Regions from separate parts of the Homo sapiens genome. Here all the other regions are linked to region 2. A link is an interaction called in ENCODE POLR2A ChIA-PET data of the cell type or tissue named here. Cell type or tissue: PC-9. All regions are shown on one strand.

Evidence for each region. Peaks named below come from ENCODE experiments on the same cell type or tissue, not always from the same donor. Only the 100,000 strongest peaks of a DNase experiment are listed, where the experiment ranks them.
Region 1: POLR2A ChIA-PET joins it to region 2 with 10 read pairs; 4 of 35 experiments call an interaction of 5 or more read pairs at or near these places.
Region 3: POLR2A ChIA-PET joins it to region 2 with 19 read pairs; 4 of 35 experiments call an interaction of 5 or more read pairs at or near these places.

What each region holds. Positions count from the first base shown.
Region 1 is chr6:30,515,156-30,517,655 of GRCh38, forward strand. It overlaps LINC02569 (long intergenic non-protein coding RNA 2569), which reads left to right and starts at 1,111. Exons shown (of 2, transcript NR_149088.1): 1 at 1,111-1,456. In PC-9, no CTCF peak of the experiment used is centred here; DNase peaks (open chromatin) are centred at 1,076 and 1,506; H3K4me3 peaks cover 1,308 bases; H3K27ac peaks cover 1,833 bases.
Region 2 is chr6:31,113,406-31,115,905 of GRCh38, forward strand. PSORS1C1 (psoriasis susceptibility 1 candidate 1) reads left to right here and starts at 1,395. Exons shown (of 6, transcript NM_014068.3): 1 at 1,395-1,486. It overlaps CDSN (corneodesmosin), which reads right to left. Exons shown (of 2, transcript NM_001264.5): 2 at 1,682-2,500. In PC-9, a CTCF peak has its summit at 1,838; DNase peaks (open chromatin) are centred at 1,306 and 1,736; H3K4me3 peaks cover 1,459 bases; H3K27ac peaks cover 2,127 bases.
Region 3 is chr6:30,508,378-30,510,877 of GRCh38, forward strand. No RefSeq gene overlaps it. Among named protein-coding and RNA genes, the nearest start is that of LINC02569, 6.6 kb to the right of the region's middle. In PC-9, no CTCF peak of the experiment used is centred here; a DNase peak (open chromatin) is centred at 973.

The DNA.
Region 1 (2,500 bases), 600 kb before region 2:
TTGAAATTCTTGAGGCAGGAAGGACCAATTCCCAGCCCTGAATCTTGCATAAAGTGGGTCCTTTTTAAATGGAAATACGGCTACTCCTCAAAGGAAGGCTAGGAATTTTGCTCTGTGTGACCCTAGTCGTAGTTCTTCACAGAGGGCTCCATTTCACTTGCCTTTCCTTCTGCTTTTTTCTTCACTCGTTTCCCCACAGAGCAAGACAAAAGAAGCCGGCAAGGATGGCTCTGGTCAGGGTCTGCCTTCAGCCACCCAAATGGGATTGCAAAGAGGAGGACAGGGATGGAAAGGGGAAAGTTTGATTTGGTTTGGTTTGCTTAGTCTTTCTATTGGTACCACTTCCTTATCCCAACCTCATCATCTTCCCCGATCCCTACCAACCCACTGCAGGCATATGAGCCCTAAAATCTGGGAAAGGCTTTTTTCCCTAGGGGCCCTGGCCTCACAGACTTGCCCAGGGGGGTAAATTCTCAGTGGCTCAGTGGCACGTGCCTCACGTCCTCACCGGCAGCCTAGATAGATAGATAGATAGATAGATAGATAGATAGATAGATAGATGATAGATAGATATATAGTTTTTTTTTTTTTTTTTTTTTTGAGACGGAGTTTCGCTCTTGCCGCTGCCCAGGCTATAGTGCAATGGCGCCATCTCGGCTCACCGCAACTTCCGCCTCCCAGGTTCAAGCGATTCTCCTGCCTCAGCCTCCCGAGTAGCTTGTATTACAGGCATGCGCCACCACACCCGGCTAATTTTGTATTTTTAGTAGAGAGGGGGTTTCTCCATGTTGTTCAGGCTGGTCTCGAACTCCCAACCTCAGGTGATCCGCCTGTCTTGGCCTCTCAAGTGCTGGGATTACAGGGGTGAGCCACCGCGCCCAGCCGGGAGCCCCTATTTTAAGGACGCTATTGCTGTGGAGGAGTAACCCCACTTTTAGGAATCCTTTTCCGTGCGAAAGGCTGTTTGAGATCAGGCGCAACAACTTCTCCCGCTCAGGTTACCCTCAGAAAGGCTATGGACCCCGGACTCCGCCCCAGATTGCATAACAACTGAGGGGTGGGTCCCTATTTCCTCTCTGGGATCTGTAGCCAATCATTCACGAGGTAAACAGAACGACCGAGTTTCTCTCAGCCGAGAACTGTGGCTGCCCCTCCGGTGAAAACAGAGGAAGTGGGAGCGGCAGGAAGCGCTTTGGGACCAGGGCGACCCCTGAAGCGTAGAGGAACCAGGTCACAAGCATACGTGAATGCTCACATTCCATAGTTATCAAATGTATTCAGGTTTAAATTTTACTTTTCTAGAAAAAATGTAAATAATCCGTTGAGAATATTTAATGAAAAATGTTGGTCGTATCTTTATCTGGTCTGCGGCTCTGTCCCTGTTTCCTGGATAGGAGACTACGTCTGTATCTTGTATCACAGGAGGCACCTTCTTCCTGTTTCCTGGCACAGACTTGTAAGTGAATTTCCTGCCCGCCTCCGCCCACAGCGTAAGCCGCGCTGGAACAGCTCACTTATTGCCCCAGATGTATGTGGAGTAACCGCCTTCAGTTTCCTGGTTCTGAGTTTCCGTGTTACTCAAGCAATGCTTCTGCTGAATTTGTCTTTTTTTTTTTTTTGAGACAGAGTCTTGCTTTGTCGCCCAGACTGGAGTGAAATGGCGTGGTCTCGGCTCACTGCAGCCTCCACCTCCTGGGTTCAAGCGAGTCTCCTGCCTCAGCCTCCTGAGTGTGCAACTTATCTTTTTATTTTATTTATTTATAATTTTTTGGCTAATTTTGGCTATTTTGTGTCTGTGTGTGTATTTTTAGTAGACATGGGGTTTCACCATGTTGGGCAGGCTGGTCTCGAACTCCTGACCTCAGGTGATCCGCCCACCTCGGCCTCCCAAAGTGCTGGAATTACAGGCGTGAGCCACCGCACCTGGCCTATTTATTTATTTATTTATTTGTGACTGAGTCTCGCTCTGTCACCCAAGCTGGAATGCAATGGCGTGATCTCGGCTCACTGCTACCTCCACGCCCCAAGTTTAAACAATTCTCCTGCCTCAGCCTCCCGAGTAGCTGGGACTACAGGTGTGCACCACCACATCCAGCTAATTTTTTGTATTTTTAGTAGAGATGGGGTTTCACCATGTTGGTCAGGCTGGTCTCGAACTCCTGACCTCAAGCGATCCACCCACCTTGGCCTCCCAAAGTGTTGGGATACAGGCGTGAGCCACTGCACCTGGTTGAATTTCTCCTTTTAATTGGAGGTTTCATTTTATTTTTCTTTATTTATTTTTTTGAGACGAAGTTGCACTCTTGTTGCCCAGGCTAGAGTGCAGTGGCGCGATCTGGGTTCACTGCAACCTCTGCCTCCCAGATGCAAGTGATTCTCCTGCCTCAGCCTCCTGAGTAGCTGGGAATACAAGCACCCACCACCATGCCCAGTTAATTTTTGTACTTTTAGTAGAGACAAGGTTTTGCCATGTTGGCCAGGGTGGTCTCAAACTCCTGAG
Region 2 (2,500 bases):
CCCATGTCCACATTAAGGGACCTGGTGACTACACTGGACCCACCTGAATAATCCATGATAATCTCTGTGAAGTCAGCCGAATAGCAACCTTAATCCCATCTGGAACCTTAATTTCCCTTTGCCATGTAACCTAATTCCTACGTTCCAGGGATTAGGATGTGGACATCTTTGATGGTGTTGGGGTTGAAGACATCATTCTGCCTGCTACTGGTGGTCAGATGTGCCATAGAGTATAAGAAACCTTGGGAGAAAGTGGCTATTTCCAAGTAACAGTAGAGGAGAGCCTTTAAATGCTGCTGTCAAATGGCCAGGACTTGATCCTTGTTGAAGCTGGGCGATGAGAATGTAGAGATTCATTAACAGTTTGTTGGCTTTTAAATATGTTTGCAAATTTTATTATAAAAATGCAATGGCTTTGTTCTCTCCATGGCTTCCGGGAGGCCCCAGGAGTAGGCTTCCCTGGCTGCCCAAGGTCTAAACATGAGCTGTTGGCTGATTCTACTGCTGTGTCCTCCCCACCTGCCCCTGCTGGCTTAACCACTGGAGGAGTGAAGAGCTCCTCTCCAGAACTGGCAGTGGATGGAGCCCAGAGGCCTTTTTGGATGACATGCATGAGTTTTACACAAGCTTTTAATTTGGAGCACAGCAGGAGACTCGAGGAAACACCACATCAGAGAGCCTTCTCTCCCTGCAATTCCCATTCATGAAGCATCTGAGGACCTCGATTCCTGCCATTGGCTGCAGATCAGGGGCCAGATGCTGGACCAAGGGTGATTCAATCCCTTTCTGGTCAATGTAATACATTTTTGCTGATTCCAGACTTGGAGTTTCAACAGTTCTAAATTCAGGACCAGACAGCACCACCCTGATAGGAGGGAATGGGTTAAGTGCTACAGTAGGGGTGAATTCCTTTGCAGCCAAGCAGAGGCTCTGAGAGGTGGCCTGGGGTGGGGGGTGGGGCTCCTACAGGGACAAGCACAATCCACTCTGCCCTCCTTGGGATGCGGGAACTTCGTCCGCCTCAGCCTCTCCCTGCCTGTCTCAGGACTTAAGTCGCATGGACCCCACCACACACTCCACTTTCTCTCTCTTCTCCAGTGGAAGCGACTCCTCTTTCCCACTGGGGCACTCTGCCTTCTCAGCCCTCACCTGAGAGCCATGTTGCTCACACTCTCACTCTGGACCCCAGCAGAGCAGGGAGTGTGAAGATGGAGAGACCACCGGCAGCTCTGTTCTGCCACAGGCTGGGCCTCTTGATCTAGGCCAGTGAGTCACCCTGCTTGGCTGCACTCCCTGCCCTGCTCCCATCCTCTCAGTCCTTTACTCTCTCCACCCCCAGCTCCAGGAACAACGCCCAACTGGCCTCCTACTCAGCTGACAGGAATCTGGTTGGAGTTGTTGTGTCCCAGCCTTCCCAAGCTTCCAGGTGTCCCAGAAACCCAGGAAATCGAGACTCATGACTCCCAGAGAGGATGGCATCTAGAAGGTGAGGAATGCTAATGGTGGAAGAAAAGGAGTTTGGGTGGGGAGGGGAGGGGAGGGGAGGGAGAGGAAACACTGAGGGCCCTAAATAAGGGGAAGGGGGACCCCACGGTGAATGAGGAATGGGAAGAGAATGGATTTCCTGGAGCAATGAGAGAGGAGGGAAATGGCGGAAGGATCTGGGAGGCCAGGCAATCTCTGCTTTCAGTTCAACAAATATTTATTGTCTTCCTCCTCTGTGGGAGCAGCTGGAAGGTAGAAGAGAAACACAGCCCGCTTTTGAAGGAAAATGAGGAACACAGAGACCTCTAGAGGCGTAGGAAGAGCACCACCCAGACTCTCAGAGGAGACCCAGGACTCCAAGAAGGCAAAAAGTCTGCACCTAGTCCCCACAGTTTACTGAGCCATCTGTCCAGGATCCAGGGACAGCAGGGAGCCTGCTTCAACCTCTGAGGGTGCCCCAGTGTCTCCCTCACCCAGGGAATCATCTGAGCACTGAGGGAAGTGGCCACAGGAAGGGGCTGAGATAAGGGCCTTGAGAGGCAATGGGTGTGTTGGGGACGGTGATCTAGGAGGGCGTGGTGAGCTCTGTAATGGAGGGTGGGGTGGAATTGGGAGCGAGAGCCCAGTGGCATATTGGGTGGGTTGACTAGATGTCGAAGAAAGGTCAGTGAAAAGTGGCCACTGTTTCCAGATGATGGTTTGACTTTGCTTTATTTGGTAAAGGGGAAGAGGAAGGTATAACTTCTTCAGGCGTCAGAGGTGCTCTGAGAGCATTTCAGGGGTTTCCCAGTTGAGAAGCTGATGGGGGTGTTACTCAATGGACCATTTCCACACAGTAGAGGGAATTGTAAGGGGTGGTGATCTGGCTGAGGGGCACTGTGGTGGAATGGGAATTTAAACAGTAGGAGAGAATCAAGAGAGGAGCTTTGAATCTACCATTTTGAGAAGAGGAAGGAGGAAGGGGTGATAAGAGAGAGTCTGCAACCTTGGGGTAGTGGAGAAAGCAGAACCACTC
Region 3 (2,500 bases), 610 kb before region 2:
GTGCTAACCTGACTTCTAAGATGGTCTCCAGTGATCCCCCATCTTAGTATTCGAGTCTTTGTGGAATCCTTCCCACCTTGAGTTTGGTATGGACCTTGTCACTTAATTCTAACCAATGGAATATGACAAAGGTGAAAGTCTATCATATCCATGAGTAGACAATAAGAGTTTGTGGCTTTTATCTTGCTAGCAGACTCATTTACTGACTCAAGTAATCAAGCTGCCATGTTAAGGAGGTCCATGTGGTGAGGAACTGAGAGTGCTCTCAACTCAACATTCAAGAGGAACCAAACCTTCAGTCCTACCACCCTTCGTGCTTCCTACCAACAACTAAGTTAGTGAGCTTGGAAGCTCATCCTTTCCTAGTTGAGTCTTCAGGGAAGACCCCAACTATGATTGCAGCCTTGAGGGGCCCTGAAGAGAGGACCCAGCTATGCTGTATTGAATTGCTGTCCTTCAAATATTGTGAGATAATAAGGGTGTGTTGTTTTAAGCCACTTATTTTAGGACAATTTTTATGCTGTAATGATAACTAATATACAGGAGATGTTCAAAAATACAAGCTACCCAGGAACTGGAGACCTAGGGGCCCATGGCTAGTCACACGTCCCTCTGCCAGGAGTGAGAAAAACACCCCTGGTTCCACTGGATTCTAACTTTTGGAAACCCCACTCACTGGAAGAAGAGGGAGCCCCAGGTTCTAATGAGTTTGTTTTTCAGGCAACCCAGAATGACCTCCCAGCATCATTTCCAGACAGTGTGGCTCCTGACATCACAAATATAGTAGAATAACACCAAACTGAGTAAATAGGACAGTAGGCTGCAGACCCCCTCATGTGCCAATGATCTTTATAAAGACTTAAAACCTCACTATGCATAGAGTTGATAAAGGCACCAAATGAACCAGAGAAAGGAGACTCAAGTCAAGAAAATGTATCTCAACTAGGAAATGTTTTTGTGACCACAAAGGGGAGGAACCAGGAAGTTGTGGTAAACTGTAGCGGAAGTTAAAGCTAAAAAAAAAAATGAGAGAGAACCAGTGAATTTAAAAATACTTAACAGACATAATGACAAAAAGTAGTAAGTACATCTCTTTGGATCGTGAGAAAGAAGATCAGGAATGAAAGATCTAGCTGGGCCTTCCCCCACCCTCCCCAGCCTTGGTTCCCTGATTAGTGCTCCAGGCCTCTCCAGGGCCTGACACTCAATCTTCTCTTGGGAACTAATTATGGCAATGTACCACGAGGTACTGTTCCTCAGACTAAACGTGGTTTTTTGTTTGTTTGTTTGTTTTTTAGACAGGCTCTCACTCTGTCACCCAGGCTGGAGTGCAGTGGCACAATCTCAGCTCACTGCAACCTCTGCCTCCCCAGTTAAAGCAATTCTCCCACCCACTTCAGCCTCCCCAGTAGCTGGGACTACAGGTGCACGCCACCATGCCCTGCTTTATTTTTATTATTATTATTATTATTATTATTTGTATTTTTGGTAGAGACGAGGTTTCACCATGTTGGCCAGGCTGGTCTCAAACTCCTGGGCTCAAGTGGTCTGCCCGCCTCAGATTCCCAAAGTGCTGGGATTACAGGCATGAGCCACTGTGCCCAGCGTAAACGTGGTTTCTTATGTTTTTAAATTCCCCTTGAAAATATTCTCTTGTGACCAAAAAAGACCCTTGGGTGTACAGAGAATAGGTTTTGTCATAACTGTAACTAATGTGAGCTTCCACTAAAAACCCAAGATACAAATATATTCACAACTTTATTTTTCCAGTGATCCATTCTAATACCTCTTGGGGCTTCCTGTGAAATGTCTAAGCACCCCACAGCCAAAGGGTACACTCGTAGTCCCCTTCAGTGCTAAGAACAGAAAAGAAGCTGTTGCTTTTCTCTGCTATAGGTGTTGCTGTTGAAAATTCATCCCACACAATTGATGGAGATAATTTTCACTGCTTTAGTCACCTAAACAGGCCTTGCTGATCCACATTCCTGTTCAGATTACTAGGATTCTCTAAGGGAGGGATGATTGTTGAAGCTGAGTGATGGAAACACTTTGCTATTCTTTCTAATTTTTTATAAATTTTAAGTTTTCAATAATAAAAAGTTAAAAACCAAAAATTAAAAGAATCTGACAGGCCAGATATGGTGGTTCACGCCTGTAATACTAGCACTTTGGGAGGCTGAGGCAGGAGGATCGCTTGAGGCCAGGATTTCGAGGCTAGCCTGGGCAACATAGTGAGACACTATCTCTACACAAAAAAAATTTAAATTGAAAACAAAACGGCATTCCGGCTCCTTGGAGAAACGGTCGATTCTAGGACTGGGGCATCCTATGATGTCAGAAAGTATTTACATGCTCGATTAAAAGGTGAGAACCATATCAAAGGGACACAGGAGCCAACTGGAAATAATTCCAATAGTTAAAATGGAAACAATTTGAGCAACAAAATAAGTAATAATGGAATTGGATTATAACCCATAGAATAAAATAAGTATCCATTAGC